Linked DNA regions of Homo sapiens: region 2 is linked to region 1. A link is a loop called in an ENCODE intact Hi-C map of the cell type or tissue named here. Cell type or tissue: PC-9. All regions are shown on one strand. Links, peaks and the distances in the headings refer to the core of each region. The heading gives the core; the rest is flanking DNA. Region 1 has its middle 15 kb from the start of ZCCHC12. Region 2 has its middle 35 kb from the start of DOCK11.

Region 1 (12,465 bases), core at 1-8,000:
TCATGATGTTTCCAAAGGGAGACAAAGATAGCTCTAATCAAAGGGTGAGTTTGTTTTACAGCCTTGAACATTCAAGCTCCACCCCACTATCCCCCACCAACATGCATATACAAGACACCTTCCCCCTAAGGAGGCTACTACTTTCTTTTAGCATCCTCTCTCCAGCTGCTACACTTCAAACCCTTTCGTTCAGTGGTTGGCAATAGCTTGTCCACTCTGGCAAGAGTCCATGTTCCAAGCCTTTCTTAACTTCCTCTTTTCAGACTTGTCCTGCCTCATTTCCTGTTCCTTGTGGCCTCTGCCTCATAAGATGTTTGATCAATTCATCTTTGCTAATGTAGCCAAGGAGGGCTAAGAAGTTTGTGGGTTACCATTTCTGGATAAAATTCATATTACAAGGAGCCTCCCCAAACCATGCTACCACTTTTATGGTGGATTAAAAAAATATTATGGGAAAGTTCAAACATATATAGAAGTAAGGAGACTGTTACAGTGAATGGTCATATACCCATCAACTAGCTTCAACAATTATCAAAATGGTCAATCTTATTTCATTTATACTGCCACCCATTTCCTACTTCCTACATGACGAATTATTTTTAAGCAAGTCCCAGACATCACATCATTTCATCTGTAAATACTTTAGTATATATCTCTACAAACTAAGGACCCTTTTTGTTTTAAAAAACTGCAATACCATTATCACACTTTAAAACTAAACAATAATTGCTTAATATTCTCAATTATCTAGTCAGTGTTTACATTTCCCCAATTGTCTCATAAGTCTTTTTTTCCTACAATTTGCTTGAATCAGGATCCAATAAGGCTCACGGTGATTTTTTAAATAATGATGCTTTGTAATATACAGGGGTGAGAATTTGGGAACAAATGATTGTTTGGCCTTTAAAATCGTACTACATTGGCATTTAGGAATGAATACAGCCCTGCTGCCACAAAGTAGCTCTTTTTCCCTTCCAGATTGCTTTGACTAAAAATTTGTTTAGCATCCCATTGGATTCTGGAAATTCTTCTTGTTTTCTCTTTTCCTTCCTTCCTTCCTTCCTTCCTTCCTTCCTTCCTTCCTTCCTTCCTTCCTTCCTTCCTTCCTTCCTCTCTCTCTTTTTTTTCTTTTTTCTTTCTTTCTTTCTTTCTTTTTTTTTTTTTGACAGAGTTTTGCTCTTGTTGCCCAGGCTGGAGTGCAATGGTGCGATCTCGGCTCGCTGCAACCTCTGCCTCCTGGGTTCAAGTGATTCTCCTGCCTCAACCTCTCAAGTAGCTGGGATTACAGGCGCCCGCCACCACGCCTGGCTAATTTTTGTATTTTTAGTAGAGACGGGGTTTCACCGCGTTAGCCAGGCTGGTCTCGAACTCCTGACCTCAAGTGATCCACTTGCATCAGCCTCCCAAAGTGCTGGGATTACAGGCGTCAGCCACAGTGCCCAACAAATTCTGGAAATTCTTTATAAGCGTAGTCAGACATCTGTGAAGGAAGTGAAAACTGAAGTTTGGCCTTGAAGCTTAGAAGTTCTCACACAACCAAGACATAGTCTTCCTTAAAACAGAAAAAAAACACAGCCATGCATACACACACACACACACACACACACACACACACACACACACAAATGCCAACTTCTAATATGTCTACGGAATGTTTTTGCAAATGGTAGTACAGAGCATATCTGTGTTGTGTAATTTTTTCCCACATGATAAGGACCAATATAAACAAATTGGAAATGTGATACTAAAAGAGAGTACTTCAGCATGGATTAATTAAGACCAATATGGGGCAATCCTTTTCTGATATTTTACAATGCACTGAAAATTTTAAAGCAAGGTGGAAAAATAGGCTTATGGGTCTGAATGTTAGGTTGAGAAAAATTATCTGTGGTCAAGTGTGTGCTTTGTAAATCTGCTGAGTTTACACTTGATCATGCAGTTTTCTATAAGTTGCTGGCTTGAATACCACTGGGAAATATACAGACCATGTGACTATGAAACCAACCCAATTGTCCCACAGAGCTGATGTTTCTGATCTCTTTGAATAAACATAGAAATTGATCCTTCCAGTCTTAAAACTTGAGAAAGTTACATTTGTCTTATCTGAATTCCTTTCTCAGGAAACAAACCATCAGGCCTCCCAGAAAGTATCCGGGATCTGAAAATCACCAAATCACCACATCCGGACAGTGAGAAGCCAGATCCCTCACCCTTCTTGATTGGCTGACAAACCAACTGCTTCCTGTTGACCAACTCCTCTTCCTTATCCCTCCCTAATTCCTGTTTTCCCACACATGGTTTCACTTCTTCCCTGCTATACAAACACCTAATTTTAGTTGGTCAGGGAGATGGAATTGAGACTGATCTCTTGTCTCCTTGGCTGCTGCACCTGATTAAAGCCTTCTTCCTTGGCAATACTCATTGTCTCAGTGTTTGCCTTTCTGTGCAGTGAGAAAACAGGACCTAGATGGAACTCCTGCTGTTTTGGTAACATTACTACAGACCTCTCAGAATGGCTAAAATAAAAATAATGACAACACCTCAATAATAGTAAGGATGCAAAGAAATCATATCACTCATATATTTCTTGTGGGTACATAAAATGGTACAGCTACTCTGAGAAAGAGTGGCAGTTTGTTTAAAAACGAAACATGCAACTATCACATGGTCCAGCAATTGTACTGTTGGGCCTCTATCCCAGAAAAATAAAAACATATGTTCACACAACAAACTTTACATAAATGTTTATAATGGTTTTATTCATAATTTACAAAAACTAGAAAAACTCAGATATCCTTCAATGGGTGGGTGAATGGTTGAACAATTTTTGGTACAGTCACATCATGGAATACTACTTAGCAATAAAAGTGAATGAATATCACCTCACGCTCATTAGAATGGCCACTATAAAAAAAAACCCATAAAATAGAAAGTGTTGGTGTGGATGTGGGGAAATGAGAATCCTTGTGTGCTATTTGTGGGATTGTGAAATGGTGCAACAGCCATGGAAAACAGAATGGTAGTTCTTCAAAAAGTTAGAAATAGATCTACCTAGGCTGGGTGCGGTGGCTTACGCCTGTAGTCCCAGCACGTTGGGAGGCCGAGGTGGGCAGATCAACTGAGGTTGGGAGTTCCAGACCAGCCTGACCAACATGGAGAAACCCCGTCTCTACTAAAAATACAAAAATTAGCCGGGCGTAGTGGTGGGCACCTGTAATCCCAGCTACTCGGGAGGCTGAGGCAGGAGAATTGCTTGAACCTGGGAGGCAGAGGTTGCGGTGAGCTGAGATCGTGCCATTGCACTCCAGCCTGGGCAACAAGAGTGAAACTCCGTCTCAAAAAAAAAAAAGAAAAAAAGAAAAAAAAAAGAAAAAAGAAAAAGAAATAGATCTACCATATGACTCAGCAATCCCACTTCTGGGTATTTATGCAAAAGCATTAAAAGCAGGGTCTTGGGATATTTGCACACCCATATTCATAGCAGCAGTATTGAAACATGGAGTCTGGGAGCAGCATTCCTATGATCAGTGTCTATGCTATTCCACTTTGTGCTTTTATTAATTCATTCAAGAAGGCTTTTGACGAATATAGATCGTGTACGAGATGCTGTAGTAGATTCAAAGAATAGAGCATGCTTTCTTTTCTTTTTTAAAAAATTGAGATGGTGTCTCACTATTTTGCCCAGGCTAGTCTCAAACTCCTGGGCTCAGGTGATCCTCTTGCCTGCCAAGTAGCTGGGACTACAGGTGCAGTGCATACTTTCTGTCCTATTATTGCTGATAGTCCAGTGCAGGAATGGCAAATTTGTTTCATTTTGTGGATCAGTTCTTCTGGAATACTGTTTCCCGAAGGATTTTGAGATTGGGTTTGGGCTCAGTGGGAAGATGGCTAAGATCTATCAGTGATGTCTCTTGTTGGGTACTGGTGGGGGGGTGTTGATGTACTTGTGCCACATGGTTGCCACCTTGGCTAAGGGCTAGAGTGACATATTTATGTATATAAATAATGGATTATCAACAAGACAGAATATTAGCAATTAGAGTTATGAAAGGAGGTCCAAGTAAAGTGCTGTATACAGGCAGTGGAAAAAATGATGGGGGTGTCGGGGCTGGGAGGATACCCAGAAAAGTTTTTTGAGGGCAGTGCTAGTTGGTCTGCACATTAAAGCAAGAGTAGAATCTGAAGAGATTAACAAAAGGGGGCATCCCTGTCCTCAGAAGGAGTTTGAGTAGAGTGGAAGGATGGATTGTGAGAGAAAGATGACAGAGATAAGCAGATGACCTAGGGATTAGGCAAGAGGTGGAGAGGATCCGCTCCATGCCTGGCAAACAGGAGAGGAGGACACAGATCTGAAGTAGTTTAGAGGTTGACTCACCAGGACTCCATGAATGGGAGGGAGATGCTCAAAATGTTATAGAGAAGCACAGGCTTGGGTGGGGAATGGGGAGTAGATGAGAAATACGAATTTCATTTTGGACATGTTCACTGTAGTATGCTAGAGGAACCATTAGGTTATGATTTCCTACAGGGTTGGGGACACTCACGGATGGCAATGAGAGGAGGGCAGCTTCAAGAGTCAGGGTTATGGGAGCCAGCTGCCAGGGAAAGACCAATGAGGTCATTCCCAAAATAAGACACATTGCAAGCCCTCTCAGCACAGTGTGAGGACAACCCAAATCTAAGCTAGCTCTGGGGGCAGTCATGGCATGGTAGGTTAGATGTCAAAGCAGAGACTTCATCACGAACTTGGCAGCCCAAGAGTAACACACTGCTGCCATCTGGGGGCTGCATGTAGAAATTGTAATGGCAGCTTTGTGAAAGCCACTTAATGAGAGAGGACATTATTTTGGAACCAGCAAGACCCTTCCTCTCAAAAGCCTTTTATAGTTCTTCCTTAAATTCTTTTCTGCCTAGTTCTACTTCTCTGTCCCCAATGAAGGAAACCATGGGTGCACATGTTCTGTAGCATATTTCCAGAAGGACTGAACCCCTGAAAGCAGAATACTTTCAGTCAGCTACAGCATCCTAGCACTGGATTGAGATACTCCATGCTGCTGCTGCTACTGTGCTCTAGCAACTGACCAAAGTTCTTGCCTGAACCACCCTCTGCCGGATCTCCCAAATCCCCTCATTTTGACTTCATCACTGCCTGGTTCTGACCTTTGATACTAGAATACTGAATTTTTGCCTCCAGGGGCACAATTTACTCTTCTATGTTTTCTTTTGCTAGCATCTTTTTCCTAAGTGGAACTGGATTTTCATTTACTCATTTTTCATTCAACAAACATTTATTGAGTGGCCACAGTGTGTCAGGTACTAGGATACATTTGGGAGCAAAAATAGATGGGTCCCCTCAGAAACCTGTATTACAGTCTAACTGTAAAGACAAAACAATCATTTTAAATGTGATAATTGCTATGAAGGAAAGGTCAATGATGCAGTGAGATGTAGTGAGGTGAGATGAAGAAAAGGTCGATGAGGCTGTGAGAACAGGTAACAGGGGATTCTGACCTAGTCTTGCAGGGTAGCAAAAACTTTTCTGAGGATGTGACATTTAAGCTGAAATTTTAAGGATTGGTAGGAATTAGCCAGAAATTAACTGTTCTGAAAACTATGAAACCTATAAGACTGGGAAAGAAGGGGCCATCCTCCTTGTTCCTCTGTCTTCTACAGTGGTAATACAGCAGGGAGATTCAATTGCTTTACATAGGACAGTCTCTAGGAAGATCTTTCATTCTGAATTAGCATGTCAACTACAGTGAAAACATGTCTAAAAAATAACAATTACAACAACTAGAAAATCAGGAAATGTAGAAATAAAGAACCCCCCCTAAAACTCCTCCAAATTAGACTGCCCTAATGAAAATAGGAATAGGTATAAACAGACAAAGAAATACTAATGTTCTTGAAGTCTTGAAATACTATCTTTTGGTTTATTTCTTTTCATTTTTATTTTTCATTTAAATAATTGAACCGATTTTTTATTTTTTGAGACAGGGTCTTGCTCTGTTGCTCAGGCTGTGGTGCAGTAATGTGATCACACCTCACTGCAGCCTTCAATTCCTGGGCTCAAGCAATCCTCACACCTCAACCTCCTGAGGAGCTGGGACTACAGGTGTACACCACCACACCAACTAATTTTTTTTTTTGTATTTTTAGTAGATACAGGATTTTGCCATGTTGTCCAGACTGGTCTTGAACTCCTGGGGTCAAGTGATCTGCCTGCCTCAGCCTCCAAAATTGCTAGGATTACAGGCGTGAGCTGCTGTGCCCAGCCGAACTGCTTTTTAAAAATCTCCATATACACTTATTTGAACAACTTGATCATAATTTCTGAAATCTTTTAACACATCAGACCTGAACCAAATCAAGATACCAAAACCCACCTGAGCTTCAGATGCCTCATTGGTAAAATAGGGATTATAGTATAGTAATAGCTACATCTTACGGCTTTTGGAGACTTAATGAGTTGACACTTACAAAGCACACCATTGCCCTGCTCATTGTAAGTGCATAATACATGTTAATATTATTATTCCAGGGCTGACCTGTTTGTAGAAGGTGTCAGGGGAAAATATTTCCAGGTTGATGGAACGTTGAGGTTGCTTCAACCCCATGCCATGGTTGGTTACTTCAGCTACGCAAGGACCAGCCCCGACATGAGAAATGATAAGTGAAAAAAAGAGAATCAAGCCCAGTACATAGCATATAATTCACCTGGCCTGCAGAAGTACACACAAAAGCTTATTCTGTAGTTCATATTCATAAGAGATATCCCCTCCCTCGTTCCTAACAGGTAATCGTCTAGTCTCTGCCTAAATCCCTGCAGCAACAGGGAGTGCCCTATTTATGGAGAAAGGCCATTTTATTTATTGATAGTTCTAATTTTCTGGATCTATCTTCAAATTCCAGAGTAAAAAGTCATTTTTATCATGTATCTTCCCATTAATCTTCCTTATGCCCTGGAGAACCAAACAGAACAAAAAAAGTCCTCACTCAAAATTGGCAAAATTGAGTAAGGACATAGATTACAATATTGCATCAACTATCAAGTGTCCTAATTTTGGTAATGGTCTTCTATAAGAATGGCTGTGTCCCTGGGAAATATGCATTGAAGCATTAGGGAGTAAAATGGCATGATGCATGTGACCTGCCTGCAAATAGTTCCTAAAAAAAAAGAACATTAATATGTAAGTAATGAGAGAGAGTGATAAAAACAAATTGCCAAAATATTTAAAATTGGTGGGATCTGCATAGATGGTGTATGGGAATTATTTGTTCTACTTTTACAACTCTTCTGTAATTTTTAAATTATTTCTAAATAAAAAGTTAATAAAAATCCTGGGCTGGGCATGGTGGCTCACGCCTGTAATCCCAGTACTTTGGGAGGCTGGGGTGGGTGGATCACTTGAGGCCAGGAGTTTGAGACCAGCCTGGCCAACATAGCTAAACCCCATCTCTACTAAAAATACAAAAATTAGCTCGGTCTGGTGGTGCACACCCATAGTCCCAGCTACTCGGGAGGCTGAGGCAGGAGAATCGCTTGAACCCTGTAGGTGGAGGTTGCAGTGAGCCAAGGTGGCACCACTGCACTCCAGCCTGGGCGACTGAGCGAGACTCTTTCTCACCAAAAAAAAAAAAAAAGATAGTAAAAATCCTCTCTCTTCCATAGCAAAGCTCTTCAAAGGTTTGAGAGCAATTACCACATTTATTCTGTTCTACATTTCCATCTCACTTATTTGCTTACTCTTCACTCATTCATTTATTCTTTGATAAATATTGATTGAGCACTTGCTTTGTACTATGCCCAGAGCTGGGCACTGTGGAAGTGGTGGAGAAGAAAGTCAATTCTACCTGGCTCTCATGGAATTCAGGGGCACTTGGTGGAGTCCAAAGGTAATCAAATTATTCTACAAGTAATTGTATTATTTCTAACTCTGATAGGGCTATGACATAAGAATCAGGGAGGGTGGGATGGTATGAGAGAGCCTGCCAGAACGTTCTGAACCTGCTAAGTGGACCCAGCATTTAAGGTTGTAGGGGTGCAAAGGGCAGTGTGCCAAAGAGATTAGCATTCCTTTATGAAAAATCTCTTGGCTGAGGGGAAGGATTTGTGAGCCCAGGTGAGCAGCTTTGGACAAGCTGTTCCATTTGTCAAGTTGTTCCATCTGCTTCCTTAAGTGTCACAAAGTATTGAAGAGAGATTGCCTGGGCTTGAATGACAGCTGCTGTTTCCTAGCCATGTAGTTGTGAAAGAGGATAGCAGAGCCTTGGTGCCTTCACGCAGATTGAGACCCTTGTCCCCCATCAATCATAGCTATGTCTGATGGCATGGCTATGGCAGTTGGGTCCCTTGCCACACAATTTCAAGCCTGGGCCTGAGTTGAGCCCAGATGAGTCCTGGGAACAGAAACTCCAACAGGAATCATGTCAGTTTCTGTAACAGGATTTGCCTTGCAACCTAGATGAGAAAACTGAGCTTTAGAGTCATCAGCATGTATTTTTTTTCCCAAGAAAAATAGCCATTAAATGTGGGGGTGGATTTGAAGATCAAGCTGAGAATGTGCATGTGAAGCTTAGCACTTAGAACATAATATGCCTCCAACAAATGGCAGCTATCATTCTTTTCATCACTGATACCAAGGTGGGCTGAGTGAAGAAAAATGAGGTGGCTGAGGATGCTGGATATTTAATACCTCCAGGGCACTGTCAAGGGACAGGGGACAGGGCTCCAAATGGAAGGATGCAAGAACTTGCTTTTTTTTCTTTTTTTTTTTGAGATGGGGTCTTGCTCTGTCGCCGAGGCTGGAATGCAGTGATATGATCTCGGCTCACTGCAGCCTCCACTTCCTGGGCTCAAATGATCCTCCCACCTCAGCCTCTCGAGTAGCTGGGACCACAGGTCCACATCACCATGCCTGGCTAATTTTTTATTATTTGTAGAAATGGGATCTCCATATGTTTCCCAGGCTGGTCTTGATCTCCTGGACTCAAACAATCCTGGCACCTTGGCCTCCCAAAGTGTTGGGATTACAGGCATGAGCCACCGCACCCAGCCGAGAACTTACTTTCACCCATCTCATAGTTTTGCTTGTGATGATCACCTAGTATTCTAAACAGTCAGTACTCGAACTCTAGTGCAATATTATTCATTCAATGAATGTTTATTGAGTACTTGCTATATGACAGACACTGTCCAGGTGCTGGGGCTACACAAGGAAACAAAACAAGTGAACACTTAGCTTCATATTTCTATATACCATGAGAGTTTTCACAGTGCTTTCATGTCCATGATTTCATCTGTTCCTCATGACAATACAATGAGATAGGTCCTATTATTATTTTCATTTTATGGGTGGGGGAACTGATATATCCAGAGATTAATTAATTAACTCAAGAGCGATAGAACCCAGGCCCCAGGTTGTAGTTTAATGCTCCCTTCACCACACACACATTCGGAACGGCCACCATCCTGATCTACCTCTTGCCAGTCTCCCTCTTGCCAGTGGGCCCCCAGGGCTTTCCAGCCTGACTTCTGCCTCTGGACCCCACCCTCCTCCCCCACTTGCTCTAGATCTTGTCTCTGCCACAGCAGTCCAGCTGATCAGTCAGCAAGGATTTCTGAAGCACCCAGCACCATGATTTTACCATGATTTCCCAAAGGGCTACTTGGGTCTCAGTCATTTCAGTCAATCCAGACCAGCAGGCTGGCCTACATTTTCTGAGGTGTTGCAGCTATGCAGAATTGGTTGGACTTTTTGCTGGGCCCCTCTATGGTGGTGCTTTGGGAGGGCACTCTCCTGTGTTCAGATAACTGGGGCAGAATTAGAGGAATTAACAAAATAACAGTTTTGGATGCCAGGTTCCCCATTAGGAGTTTGACTCTGCACTCCCTCAGATTTGGTGGCGTGTGCTCTCCTGCTGGTAATACACTTCCTGTGACCTGGAAATCCTACTGCTATATTCCTTAGGTTTGGCCAGACTTTAAAACCCGCCAGATCATTGCAACTTAAGCAACTTCTAAGAACATCTCTTTACCAGGTGTTATTTAGAGAACGCAAGAGATTTACGTCTGCTCTGAAATGTTACATTGGCACTATATAAACTTTCCCAGTACACAAAGCTCTCAGGCTTTTGGACATGTTTTCTCCTATTAAGTCATATAAATAGCTTAATAAAACAGTATTTGGTTAAACATCATTTGAATTTCCCACTGAATGATGGTTATATTCAACTCCAAGAAAACGTGGAAAGTGCAAAGGCTTTGGAATTAGACGGATCTGTTTTCAAAACATTACGCCACCTCTTAAAGCTGTGTGACTCCAGGCTTCTTACTTAACCTCTCCGAGTGTCAGTTTCAATTACACATACCATGCCTGTAATCCCAGCACTTTGGGAGGCCAAGCGGGGTGGATCATTTGAGGTCAGGAGTTTAAGACCAGCCTGGCCAACATGGTGAAACCCCAACTCTACTAAAAATACAAAAATTAGCCAGGCGGTAGTGGTGCACGCCTGTTATCCCAGGTAGTCGGGAGACTGAGGCAGGATAATTAGTTGAGCCTGGCAGACGGAGGTTGTAGTGAGCTGAGATCACGCCACTGCACTCCTGTCTGGGCAACAGAGTGAGACCTTGTCTCAAAAAAAATGCAATTGTATTATTTTCATGTATGGTATCTAGAATAAATGGAAAATAGGACAATAACAGACATACAACAGGGACTCAGAATTAATGTATCTCATAACGAGCTTTAGAAAGAAATAATAACAGATGCCAATTATAAAGCACTTACATGTCAAAAAACATACTCAGCTGGGTGTGGTGGTAGGCACCTATAGTCCCAGCTACTCGGGAAGCTGAGGTGGGAGGATTGCTTGAAGCCAGGAGTTGGAGGCCACAGTGAGCTATGATGAGTACAGTGAATGGCCACTGCACTTCAGCCTGGGCAACAGTGAGTTCCCTTATCTAAAAAAAATATTCACAAGGTATTACAAGGATAATCTTCTTTAATATGCACAGTAACATTTTAGCTAGATGATATTATAATCTCCACTTACAGATATGGAAACTGAGGCCCAGAAGGATTGTGAAACTAAAACTTAAGTGGTAGATGCAGAACCTATTTGGTTTTGCTGTAGAGCCTGCATGCTTTACCACTATTTCCCTATCTTTAGTGCTTTGCACAGGAACCAAAGAAGCACGTCTTTTAGGAAAGTCAAATCTTTTTACTCTATCCAACACTCTCTCCACTCCTATTCCCTCTTTTAATCTTACGGACACTTAATTTAGGAACCCTTTTCTTGAAATATCTGGAATCAATAGCCTGGCTCAGTCCAATATTTTAACAATTCAGTGTAGTCCACATACACTCAGGTGAATGAGTTTAATGTTAACAGTTTATTGAAAATAGAACAGATATACAGAAATGTGCATAAAACATGTATGTAGATTTTTAACAAATCGTTAGAAAAGAAATACCCATGTAACCACCAAGAAAGATCAGAAATCAAACACTAGGATGCCACAGAAGCCCTCTGTGGTTCTCTTTTTAATCAAAGCTCTTCTCTCACCCCCAGGCGGAACCACTAGCCTGACTTTTATAGGAATAGTTCCATGCTTTCTTTTAGTTTTTGATCATCTCTGTATGCAAGTCTAAGCAATATAGTTTAGGCTCACCTTTGTTTGAACTTTATATAAATGGATCCACACCGTAAATATTCTTTTTCTAAAAAAATCTTTATTGTGATATAGTGTACATCTTTAAAATTCATCCTTTGAAAGTGTACAATTCAATGGTTTTTAAATATATTCAGTTACATGACCATCATCACAATCAATTTTAGAACATTATCATCACCACAGAAAGAAACCCTGTACCTATTAGCAGTCACTCCCTTTTCCTTCCTACCCCCAACCCCTGGCAACCTCTAATCTACTTTCTATCTATGTGGATTTGTCTCTTCTGAATATTTCATATAAACAGAATCATACAATATGTGGCCTTTTGTGTGGCCATCTTTCACTTAGCATAGTGTTTCCAGGGTTCACCCATGATGTAGCATGTAAAAGCACTTCTTTCCTTTTATCCATTCATTAATTGATGGACATTTGAGTGGTTTCCCCTTTTCGGTTATTAATAATGACACTATGCACATTAGTATACAAGTTTTTGTGGCCGGGCACAGTGGCTCACGCCTGTAATCCCAGCACTTTGGGAGGCCAAGGCGGGCAGATCACGAGGTCAGGAGATTGAGACCATCCTGGCTAACACGGTGAAACCCTGTCTCTACTAAAAAATACAAAAAATTAGCTGGGCGTGGTGGCAGGCACCTGTAGTCCCAGCTACTCAGGAGGCTGAGGCAGGAGAATGGCGTGAATCCGGGAGGCGGAGCTTGCAGTGAGCCGAGATCACGCCACTGTACTCCAGCCTGGGCGACAGAGCGAGACGCAATCTCAAAAAAAAAAAA
Region 2 (12,465 bases), core at 2,347-10,346, 350 kb before region 1:
GTCAATCACAGGTCCTTGTAAGTAATGTTCAACAAATATTTGATCTGAATTGAGTCTGCTGCAGTGCATACAACAATATGAAAAAGAGTAATTGAAGAGACATTGGAAACTGACTTCCTTGGGTCAGTTTTTGCCTTAACATGGTCATTCACTAATCAGTCGAATAAACCGTTAGATAAACCATTAAGTCAGCCAAGCTTCCATGCACCTTCATTAGGGAAAGGAGTTATTTTAAGCTTATAAGCAATTCTATGAAAGCTTTCACTCTTGTGCACTAACGTCAAGAGCAGGATATTTTGTTTTTCCTTTTTCCAAGTCATCTCCTTTCAACCCCATGGGGACTTCTAAAATTGTGGTCTGCTATGCCTTCCTCAGAAGCACCTGGGAATTAGTTTAACGTGCACTGAATCACAGTCTGTTGGAGAAGGGATGCAGGAACCTGTTTTCAACAACTTTAAGAATCCCTGAGCTAGGAATAGAAGTTTAAGCAGCTAACTCATTCAGGTAAAGGCCAAGAGACAGACAAGTAGGGTCACGAATTGCCCAAGGCCTACAGCCAGTGGTGTACTAGTAAATGTTTCACAGTCCACCCTCCAAAAAAAACCAAAAATAAATTTGTAATATTTGCTAATTTCCATGGTGTAAATACTCCCACGGTGGCCAATTTTAAGCTAACAATGTGACATCACCTAACATGGTGCACTGTAGCACTGTTACATAGTATTTGTACCATAAAGATACAATAAATCTCAAGATCATAAATGGTAGTACAACATAGTAAAATAATCAGGAAGTGATGAGTTTTTAGTAATTATTACCTGTATCTTTATTATAACTTCATTGTAATATTGATTTAAATTACGACTGTGTTTAACAAATGGCTTGCAAATTTTAATGATCACCTCTCACCATTACCTGAAAACATTCTTGAAAAAGACACACATCCCTCCTTTGGCCTGTGGACTAATCAGAGCACATGAGCAATCTCAGAGAACCTGCCATGTGTCAAGTGAGGAAGGAGAAGTGTTAGGGGAGGCATTGTTTACGGATGGATTTGGCCAGTAATCAACAATCAGGAAGAGCTATTATTGTGTTCATTCCCTGGGGCCTATGTGGCCACACAGAACCAAGTAGGCAACTTAGCCTCCTCATTCAGAGGCTTGCCCTAGAGCCTGAGCTAAGAAAAAAGACCACGGGGAATGCACTGCAGCCCACAGGCAAACTGCCTTCTGCATCTTATACATACTCTAGCCCAGGATTTCTTCAGCACAGACGACCTGCATGAAGTTGTGCTTAAAATGTAATGTCTTGGCCAGACGTGGTGGCTCACGCCTGTAATCCCAGCATTTTGGGAGGCTGAGACAGGCGGACCATGAGGTCAGGAGATCAAGACCATCCTGGCTAACAAGGTGAAACCCCGTCTTTATGGCCAGGCGCAGTGGATCACGCCTGTAATCCCAGCACTTTGGGAGGCCGAGGCGGGCGGATCATGAGGTCAGGAGATCGAGACCATCCTGGCTAACACGGTGAAACCCCGTCTCTACTAAAAATACAAAAAATTAGCCGGGCGTGGTGGCGGGCACCTGTAGTCCCAGCTACTTGGGAGGCTGAGGCAGCAGAATGGCGTGAACCCGGGAGGCGGACTTTGCAGTGAACCGAGATTGCGCCACTGCACTCCAGCCTGGGTGACAGAGCAAGACTCCATCTCAAAAAAAAAAAAAAAGAAAAAAAAACCCGTCTTTACTAAAAATACAAAAAGTTAGCTGGGCGTGGTGGCACGCCCCTGTAGTCCCTGCTACTCAGGAGGCTGAGGCAGGAGAATCGCTTGAACCCTTGGAGTGGAAGTTGCAGTGAGCTGAGGTGGCACCACTGCACTCCAGTGTGGGCGACAGAGCGAGACTACATCTCAAAAAAAAAAAAAAAAAAAAAAGGCCTGGGCCCCACCCCAGACCTCCAGAATCAGAATCTCTGGGAGCCTGGTGTGGAATTTGCATATTTAGAAACACACCAAGCAAGTCTGATAAGCACTAAAATTCAAGAACTCCTGGGTTGAAGCAGCTGTAGTTAAGTATACATACCCCTGAGGGTACTTGAAGATTTTCCAAGGCATATGTAGGCATAGATAGTTTTAAAGTAATCAATTTCCAGATCATTCACTTTCGTATGTACTCAGATTCCCAAAATCCATCTGCCTGAAGAAGTGGCAACCTGCAGAATCTTCTTTCCCACCTCCCCTTTCATGATTGCCAGTCTCTACCTTCAAAAAAAAACCATACTTCTTGCCCATCCCAAAAGTTAGTATGGAGCATGGCCACAGGGTGTGAAAACCTCCAGAGATATAAATAGGACAATCCAACATATTGGTGTTGGTGCTGAGAAAATTAGTGATACTCTGATAATGGGGTAGCATATCTTTTTGCCAGTCAAGTGGTTTCTAATTTATTGCTTTCAGTAACATTGAAGGAGGACATAATTGCCAGCTAATCATTAAAAATAACTTTGATCATAGAATACTTTTTTATATGTAACTTGGAAAGGGTTCAAAGAAATGGGTGGCATTGCTATAAAAAAATTCCATTCTCGTCTATTTAAATTTGTGAATGAGGTTCCTCAATGCTTATATCTATAAAAGAAAAGAAAAATAGGAACAAAGTTGATGTTGAACCCTGTCTCCCAGCAGTAAGAGTAATCCACAGAAACATGAACTAAAAATGGCCCCATACATTTTAGAGCTGTGTTTCCAATAAAAATGTACTTCTCATGCTTAATAATTATTGATTAAAATTGTTGTGGCCAGGTGCAGTGGCTCATGCCTGTAATCCCAGCACTTTGGGAGGCCGAGGCAGGCGGATCACTTGAGGTCAGCAGTTCGAGACCAGTCTGGCCAACATGGCGAAACCCTGTCTCTACTAAGAATACAAAAATTAGTCAAGCGTGGTGATATGTGCCTGTAATCCCAGCTCCTCGGGAGGCTAAAGCAGGAGAATCGCTTGAATCTGCGAGGCAGAGGTTGCGGTGAACTGAGATCCCACCCCTGCACTCCAGCCTGGGCAACAGAGCGAGACTCCGTCTCCAAAAAAAAAAAAAAAGAAAAGTTACGTTTATGTTGATTGTCTAGTAATATAAATTGTAAATAAATAATTTGTGAAGCTATTTTAATTCAGAAGAAAAGTGTTAACATTTTAGAGCATTGTGTTGACAGAAAATTAAAAATTATTTCAAGTTTAATGTGTATCTGATTATTTGCTGCAAGGAAGTACGACAGGATGACCTATATAAATACTTTCAGAATACAAAAGATATCATTAGGATAAAAATATGTGGAGGAAGAGGAATGGATTTATAAGTTCAAACAGAAAAGGGAATGATGTATAGCCTTCAACTGTTAAGGAGCTTGTCTTTATGTTTTTTAGAGGAATGATGTTGTCAAATTGATATGGTATGAGCCCTATGGTATGATAAACGTATCTTAATAAAGTTGTTATTTTTAAAAAGAAAACTGCTAGGGCAGTAAGATTCCAAAAGTAATGTAAGATTTCTTCTAAAATATTTACAAAATGCCAAAATTGCATTCTCTCCAGTATTTTAACTTATGATGTAAAAGTTTAAATGTCAATTTTAAAACATGTCAGGAATTATGTATAACAAATGTTGAAGACCACTGGGGTAGAACATGAAGGATGAGGAAGACTGGCATAAGGTAAGCTGGGTCTGGGTCCTTTTGAGCTTTCACGCATTGTTCTCTCTCTCTCTTTTTATTTTTTTTGAGAAGGAGTCTCGTTCTGTCACCTAGGCTGAAGTGCAGTGGCACAATCTCGGCTCACTGCAACCTCCGCCTCCCGGGTTCAAGCGATTCTCCTGCCTCAGCTTCCCGAGTAGCTGGGATTACAGACTCCTGCCACCACACCCGGCTAATTTTTGTATTTTTAGTAGAGACAGGGTTTCACCACGTTGGCCAGGCTGGTCTCGAACTCCTGATCTCAGGTGATCTGCCCGCCTCGGCCTCCCAAAGTGCAGGGATTATTACAGGCGTGAGCCACCGCGCTCAGCCTTCATGCATTGTTCTGAGAGCAATGGGCTGCTCTCAATGTGAAGAGTGGGGTGGGCAGAGGGTGTCAAGAACGGGTAAAACCAGAGGCTGAGCAAGCAGCTAGGAAAATGTGGCAGTAATCCAGGCAAGAAATGATAGTGGCTTGGACCAGAGTGGTAGCAGTAGGAGGACAATTCCTTCCCAGGATTAGTTTGAGGATAAAGTCTTGAGCATGAAAAGGATTGAGTGGGGCACAACTGGAAACTACTAGTGCTGTTATTAAATACAAACCTCATAAAGCAATACGACAGCTTATATTGCTAAACCAAATTGCAAATCAACAAGAAAAGATAGCCATCGGATATGCTAACAACAATGCAGTACATCATTTGGAAGGTCATCATTATTCATTAAAAAGGTACCAAAATCCTCCCAGCTCCATCAGCAGGTAAAAAGACATTTCAGGTCTTTTATTTAAACTGGTGTACACTACTTAGGATAGTTACTTCTGAATTTACACCTAGAGGGTCTGTGTATTGTAGACCTTAAGCTGGGGCTCCCCAGCTGCTGGGCCATGGACTGGTAATGTCCGTGGCCCATTAGGAACCGGACTGCACAGCAGGAGGTGAGCAGCAGGCTGGTGAGCATTTTACCGCCTGAGTGCCACCTCCTGTCAGATCAACAGTGGCATTAGGTTCTCATAGGGGCATGAACCCTATTGTGAACTGCGCATTATGAGAGGGACCTAGGTTGCAAGCTCCTTGTGAGAATCTAATGCTTGATGATCTGAGGTGGAACAGTTTCATCCCAAAATCATTTCCCACCCCACCCCACCCTACCATCCGTGGAAAAATTGTCTTCCATGAAACTGGTGCCTGGTGCCAAAAAGGTTGGGGACCACTGCATTAAGCAATTATCTCTTATAACCTTGTCCCACGTTCAGAACTGCATAAAAATTCATTTGAAGTCACAGAACCATCACTTGGATCGAGTCCATCCCCCTCAACTTCCATTTCTTTGGATGACAGTTTTTTGTTGATCACTTTTTCTTTCAACAATTTTGAAAATAATTGGGAATGGAGTGATGTGTATGGTATTTTGAAATAACTACTAAATGTCCATCCCCATTCCTGAAAGTGAAGTTCTGAAATATATATATATATAATATATATGTAAATATGTTTATATATAAAATATATATAAGGTGACAAAATATTACAAAAATTAAGTCAATTATGAATTAAAATGGGCTTTTTAATAGAAAAGTTTTTAAAAATTTCTTTAAAATGATGCTGCACATCAGGGAGTAGAGTGTGTTCTGGCTCTTCCATTAGCTTTATGACTTTGGGCAAATAGCTTCCCTCTCCCTGTGCCTCAGTTTCCCCATCTGCAAAATAAGGGATTGGACACAAAGATATTTCAATCCCTCCAGCTCTAACTGTGGTGATCTCACCACCTAATTTACCTATAGCTGTTTCTTTTTCCCTCTAGGCTTGCCGTTTGTAGGCCATTGTATAATTTCATTTCACCTCCACTAGAGGGTGGCCAGGGAAAGGAGATGAGGCTCAAACCAGCTATTTGTATTCTTTGCCGGCAAAAAACCAAAAAATAATGTTGGCAGAAGAAATCGATATTACATGGACAAGAATGAAACTGGGATTTCAGTTGGTTTCGTTTGTCTTAGCTGTTATGCTCCTATGTTATACAAAGGAATCATGAGAGAGGTGTTTTACATAATTTTCTTTTAAATTAATATAAGGAAATCAAGCACAGTTGACCATCCGTATCCTTGGATTCTGCATCCATGGATTAAACCAACCTCAGATCAAAAATATTCTAAAATAAAATGAAATAAAAAATGACAATACAACAATAAAAAGTAATACAAATGTTTAACAATAGAGTATATCTACACAGCATTTACATTGTATTAGGTATTATAAGTAAGCTAGTGATGATTTAAAGTATACAGGAAGGCTGGAAACGGTGGCTCACGCCTGTAATCCCAGCACTTTGGGAGGCCGAGGTGGGCAGATCACTTGAAGCCAGGACTTCGAGACCAGCCTGGCCAACTTGTTGAAACACTGTCTCTACTAAAAATACAAAAATTAGTCGGGCTCGGTGGTACGCGCCTGTGATCCCAGCTACTCAGAAGGCTGAGGGAGGAGAATCACTTGAACCCGGAAGGTGGAGGTTGCAGTGAGCTGAGATCATTCCACTGCACTCCAGCTTGGGTGATAGAATGAGACTGTGTATATACACACATACATATATACAGGAAGATGTACGTAGGTTATACAAATACTACACCATTTTATATACGAGACATGAGCATCCATGAATTTTGGTGCCCATGAGGGTCCTGGAAACAATCCCCTTTGGATACCGAGGGACAACTGTATATACTTGCCTCCTCCAGACTGTATGTCCCCAGCTAATAAATACAATCTCTACTAAATCAATCTTCAAGCACACCCCCTTCCCATTCTTTGTACTGGAATTTCCAGTCAAGAATTGTGATCAGGAACCTTCCCTGATTCCAATTTGCTTGCCACAGAAAATTCTAGCTCTCTGGCCAACTTTCTGACCAATTTTGTTTCCCATTACTTCCCAGAAAATATCCTCTACCGGAAAGACACAGCTTTTCATTAAGATCCCACAAACGTAGCCTTGGTGTTTTCAGGGCTGACCTACTGTGTTGCGATAACGCTGCAAGCTGGAGTCAAAAGATTTTAGTGTACCAGAGCTTGTTAGAGAATGGCTGATTCCAGGGCTGGGCAAGGTAAGCACAAGGTGAGCCTGGAGCATATTTTTATGCCAGAAATTAAGGAAGTGCTCAAAATAAATGATGGTGGTATGTCACAAGGACAGGTACCACCTTGAAGGGACCATGGGCCAAATCTGGGAAAATTGAGATTCAAAATAATTAAATACAGTAATGAATTAGGACATGTTAAAAAATTAGTAAAGATATAAGTTCATACCAATAATAGATAAATAAATCGCTAAATAAAATGAAGAAGGGAGAGAACTTTACAGTAGAATTCAATTGTGAATGTGGAAGAAGTACTAGAGGTGGAAAATCAGTATTTTGCAACCATCATAGTAAATATTGGTTCAGACAAGAGTCATCAATGGATTTAGATGAGGAGTAGGCTATTTGCATGGTCTTAAAGTATTACCCCACTGGCCAGGCGTGGTGGCTCACGCCTGTAATCCCAGCACTTTGGGAGGCCGAGGCAGGTGGATCAACTGAGGTCAGGAGTTCAAGGCCAGCCTGGTCAACATGGTGAAACCCTGTCTCTACTAAAAAATACAAAAATTAGCCAGGCGTGGTGGCAGGTGCCTGTAGTCCCAGCTACTCAGGAGGCTGAGGCAGGAGAATCACTTGAACCGGGTAGGCGGGGGTTGCAGTGAGCCGAGATCACGCCATTGCACTCCAGCCTGGGCAACACGAGCGAAACTCTGTCTCAAAAAAAAAAAAAAAGTATTACCTCACTGACTGCTTGTTAATTACATAGCAAAAAGAATAACTATACAGTAAAGAAATTGGACATCACCTTGACCAAGTGATCAAAACTAATATCACCAGTGGGACAGATGGATAACATGTGCCTCTGGTTTGACACCCTGAGAAAGACCCAGCAACACTTGCGTAGTATTCCAGCTGAGAATGCATCACCTGAATATAATCATGAGAAAACACCAAAGAAACTCCAAATAAGAAACACAATTTTTTAAAAAAGGACTATATTCTCTCTCTCTCTCTTTTTTTTTTTTCGAGATGAAGTCTCACTCTGTCACCTAGGCTGAAGTGCAATGGTGCCATCTTGCAACCTGTGCCTCCTGGGTTCAAGTGATTCTCCTGCCTCAGCCTCCTGAGTAGCTGGGATTACAGGCACCCGCCACCACGCCCGGCTAATTTTTGTATTTTTGGTAGAGATGGGGCTTTGTCATGTTGACCAGGCTGATCTCGAACTCCTGACCTCAGGTGATCTGCCCACCTCGGCCTCCCAAAGTGCTGGGATTACAGGCGTGAGCCACTGTGCCTGGCCTACATTCTTAAAAAACAGTGATGTTATAAAAGACAAAACTGTCCTGGTGGAGTGACTTATGCCTGTAATTCTAGCACTTTGGGAGGCTGAAGCAAGAGGATCACTTGAGGCCAGGAGTTCAGGAGCAGGCTGGACAACATGGCGGGGTCCCTACTCTACAAAAATAATAATAACAAAATTAAAAATAAAAATAAGTTTTAAAAAAGACAAAGGCCGGGCATGATGGCTCATAGCTGTACTCCCAGCACTTTGGAAGGCCAAGGTGGGAGGATTACTTGAGCCCAGGAGTTTGAGACCACCCTGGGCAACACAGCGAGACTTCTACAAATAACATAAAAATTAGCCAGGCATGATGGTGCGAACCTGTGGTCCCAGCTACTCACAATGTTGAGGCAGGAGGATCAGTTGAGCCTGGGAGGTCGAAGCTGCAGTGAGCCATGATTGCACCGCTGCACTCCAGCCTGGGCAATAGAGCAAGACCCCATTTCAAAAAAAGAAAAAGACAAAGACTGTAGAAATGTGTCCAGATTAAAGGAGATTAAAGCAACATGACAAATAATGCATACCAGATCCTAGATTGAATCTTGGAGGGGGGAGATGATGCTATAAAGGACATTATTGGATCAGTTGACAAAATGGAAATATGGACAGTAGATAAGAAAAAATTATATCCATATTAAATTGAAGTTAACTGTACTGTGGTCATGTAAACATAATATTCCTAGTCTTCAAAATATACCGGCAGGAGGATCGCCTGAGTTCAGGAGGTCGAAGCTGCAGTGAGCCATGTTCGCACCACTGCATGCCAGCCTGGACGACTGAAGTCTTTAGGGGTCATAAATCATGAAACTTACTCTCAAATAGATGGATACACAGAGAGAGAGCATGCCTAAATGAGCCATAATGGTAATAATAGCCGAATCTGAGCAAAGAGAGTATATGGGGTTCTTCGTACTGTTGTTTGTTTGTTTGTTTTGTTTGTTTGTTTTTTGAGACGGAGTCTCCCTCTGTTGCCCAGGCTGGAGTGCAGTGGTGCGAACTTGCCTTACTGCAACCTCCGCCTCCCGGGTTCAAGCGATTCTCCTGCCTCAGCCTCCCGAGTAGCTGGGATTACAGGCGCCCTCCACCACGCCCAGCTAATCTTGTGTATTTTTACTAGAGAAGGGGTTTCGCCATGTTGGGCAGGCTGGTCTTGGACTCCTGCCCTCAGGTGATCCACCCGCCTCGGCCTCCCAAAGTGCTGGGATTACAGAGGTGAGCCACCGCGTCCGGCCCTCTTCTTTTCTTCTCTTCAATTTTATTTTTTGAGACCCGATCTCACTCTGGCCCAGGCTGAAGTGCAGTGGTGCCATCTCAGCTCACTGCAGCCTCGGCCTCCCAAGTGATGCTCCCACCTCAGCTTCCTGAGTAGCTGGGACTAAAGGCGCACACCACCACACCTGGCTAATTTTTTGTTTTTTTGTAGAGACAAGATTTCACCATGTTGCCCAGGCTGATCTCAAACTTCTGGGCTCAAGCAATCCACCTGCCTTGGCCTCCCAAAGTGCTGGGATTACAGGCATGAGCCACTGTGCCTGGCCAGGCTGGCTTCTTAGGCTCAGGTTCAGGTCTGCTCCATGTATCTCTCATTTCAGGACCCAGGCCAAAAAGGAAGTAGTTACCTGTGGCATGCTTGTCTTTTAGCGGATAGCAGGAATACAAGACGCCTCTTAAAGCCTCTGCTCAGAACTGATACACTATCACTTTGGCCCATTGGTCAAAATAGGACACCTGGCCAAGCCCCAAATTCCCGGAATGGGGAAATATACTCCACCAACTCTACTGGGTGGGATGTACTACAAAGTTGCATAACAGAGGGTGCAGATGGATAATTCTCTAGGGAGAAGGAAGAAATGAGAATAATAATCCAATATTCTAGACACTCTTGTCCATACACCAGAGTAGAGTTGAGGTGGCTGTGAAGTCCTGTTTATGTTATTCTGATTATAATTATTCGTGCATTTGTGACTAACTTATTTAAGACCTATCTCTTGTACTGGATATGAGCTCCTTGAGGGCTGGGATAGTGTCAGGTTTGGCTCATCATTGAATCCGCCACATCTAGGACGGTGCCTAGTATGTAGTAGGCACTCAATAAATGTTGTTGAAATCATGGATGAATAAATGGATCCCTGTTTCTGTTAGAGTGTTACCTGATTCATCTCTCTTTCGAGAATCTCAGAGCATTTCACAGTTTTGTCAAAAATGTACTGCAGTCAGGAGAATCGTTTGAACCTGGGAGGCAGAGGTTGTAGTGAACTGAGATCGTGCCACTGCACTCCAGCCTAAAAAAAAAAAAAAAAACAAGGAAAAGGAAATGTCCTGCAATCACCTTGGAGAACAGAGGTCACGCTAGAGTTTGGAACAAAATATTACAAAACGACAAAAGCTGGTTTAAGAGCTTCGGGAAGAGGAACCTACACATGTGACTCTAAAATCGTAGACTGTATCTGGAAAGCCTTGATAAGAAAGATCTCCCTGATGACACTTGATTTCTGGCATCATCAAATAAAGTTGAATAGAAATACATCATCCAGTCTTGCACAAAAACTCCAGGACACAAACCAAGTAGGCAAAGGAGAAAAACGGATTACATGAGCTTTGAGAGGAAAAAAGAAATTATTACTGCCCATTTACTTAGTCATGTTGAATAAATCTTGAGTTGTTAAATAAAACGGATCTTATTCTCAGTTAACCCACCTGGGGCTCCCTGAGCAGTTGGAAAGAGATATTCTATGAAGAACCCAATCGTTCAGATACTGGGAGGAATCAAACACCTACCTAACAAAGAAGCAAAGGGATGCCCTTCTGCACTTCCCACATCTTTCCACTGAAGTATCCCAAAGCACAAATGTATGAATGTGGTAAGCACACAATTTTGTTGAACTCACAGGTAATATTCCAAAAATCCATGCAAAGTTTGCTTCCTGCTCCATAACATATCCAAATGCATTTTAATATAAAAATACCATTTAAAATTGCTCATTGTCGTCCAGGCAAGGTGGCTCATGCCTATAACCCTAGCACTTTGGGAGGCCAAGATGGGTGTATCACTTAAGGTCACGAGTTTGAGACCAGCCTGGCCAGCATAGTGAAACCCCATCTCTACTAAAAATACAAAAATTAGCTGGGTGTGGTGGCACGCGCCTGTAATCCCAGCTACTCATGAGGCTGAGGTGGGAGAATCACTTAAACCCAGGAGGTGAAGTTTGCAGTGAGCCGAGATCACACCACTGCACTCCAGCCTGGGGAACAGAGCGAGACTCTGTCTCAAAAAATAATAATAATAATAATAATAATAACAAAATTACTCATTGTCTAGTAAAATGGAAACCCAGGAAGATGCACCTTGTTGTTTTACATACGACCCCCCTTTCCCAGCCTGTTCTCTTCCCCAGGCTTACGTATCTCTGTTTGAGAAACAGACCTTTTATCATTGGCTGAAGCTGTTAACCATATTATAATATTTAAATCAGCCTGGCTAGATGTTGCCGCCTTATACGGGAAAGATTTCCAAAGGTGATGTCAGAAGGGAATCGAGGGGCTCTTTTGCAAGTGAAAACCAAAATGGAATCAATGAGAATGAGATTGCCCCAAGGAGATTTCAGTATTTCTCTAAAAACCCTTTTGCTATTCTGCCCCTGTGGCCTAACTTGGGTGATCACTCTAAAACTTTATGCTTCTGGAATCCCCACCCCTACAGAAATCACCCAGCCTGTTTGCACAATAGAAACATTGGCCAGTGGAGTATAGGTCATCCAATAGGATTAGAGAAGAGGCTTCTTTTTCTGACTACAAGAGTAATTTTTATTCATTGTATAACAAATTGAAAAGTATAAAAAGGCAGGAAAAAAAATAAGCTGATGCCCCAAATCGCCTTTTGGCATATTTTCTTCCAGCTTTTTTTTCTGCTCTTTTTTTTTTTTAGCATAATAGCGATTGTACCACATATATAATTTTTTTTTTGGTGGGGACAAGTTCTCACTCTGTCACCCAGGTTGGAGGGCAGTGGCATCATCAGGGCTCACTGCAGCCTCGACCTCCTGGGCTCAAGCAATCCTCTTACCTCAGTCTCCTGAGTAGCTGGGACCACAGGCACTTGTGACCACACCCAGCTTATTTTTGTATTTTTAGTGGAGACTGGGTTTCGCCACGTTGCCCAGGCTGGTCTTGAACTCTTGGCCTCAAGCAATCCTCCCACCTCGGCCTCTGAAAGTGCTGGGGTTACAGGTGTAAGCCACGGCGCCTGGCTGACACAAATAAATTTTTATCTTGGTATTGCCACTTTTAATATTATAGCATTTCCCATATCCTTAAATACTTCTCTAATGATTCTGTTTA

The links. Hi-C counts contacts between places; a loop is a spot of excess contacts. Peaks named below come from ENCODE experiments on the same cell type or tissue, not always from the same donor. Only the 100,000 strongest peaks of a DNase experiment are listed, where the experiment ranks them.
Region 2: a loop joins it to region 1, with 7 times the contacts of the local background. A loop is called at or near these places in 18 of 110 quality-filtered maps.

The regions. Positions count from the first base shown.
Region 1 is chrX:118,802,812-118,815,276 of GRCh38, forward strand. It overlaps a transcript of IL13RA1 not described here. Among named protein-coding and RNA genes, the nearest start is that of ZCCHC12, 15 kb to the right of the region's middle. In PC-9, for the core only: CTCF peaks have their summits at 4,771 (motif pointing left) and 4,972; DNase peaks (open chromatin) are centred at 1,500 and 4,770.
Region 2 is chrX:118,454,128-118,466,592 of GRCh38, forward strand. No RefSeq gene overlaps it. Among named protein-coding and RNA genes, the nearest start is that of DOCK11, 35 kb to the right of the region's middle. In PC-9, for the core only: CTCF peaks have their summits at 5,570 (motif pointing right) and 5,769; a DNase peak (open chromatin) is centred at 5,564.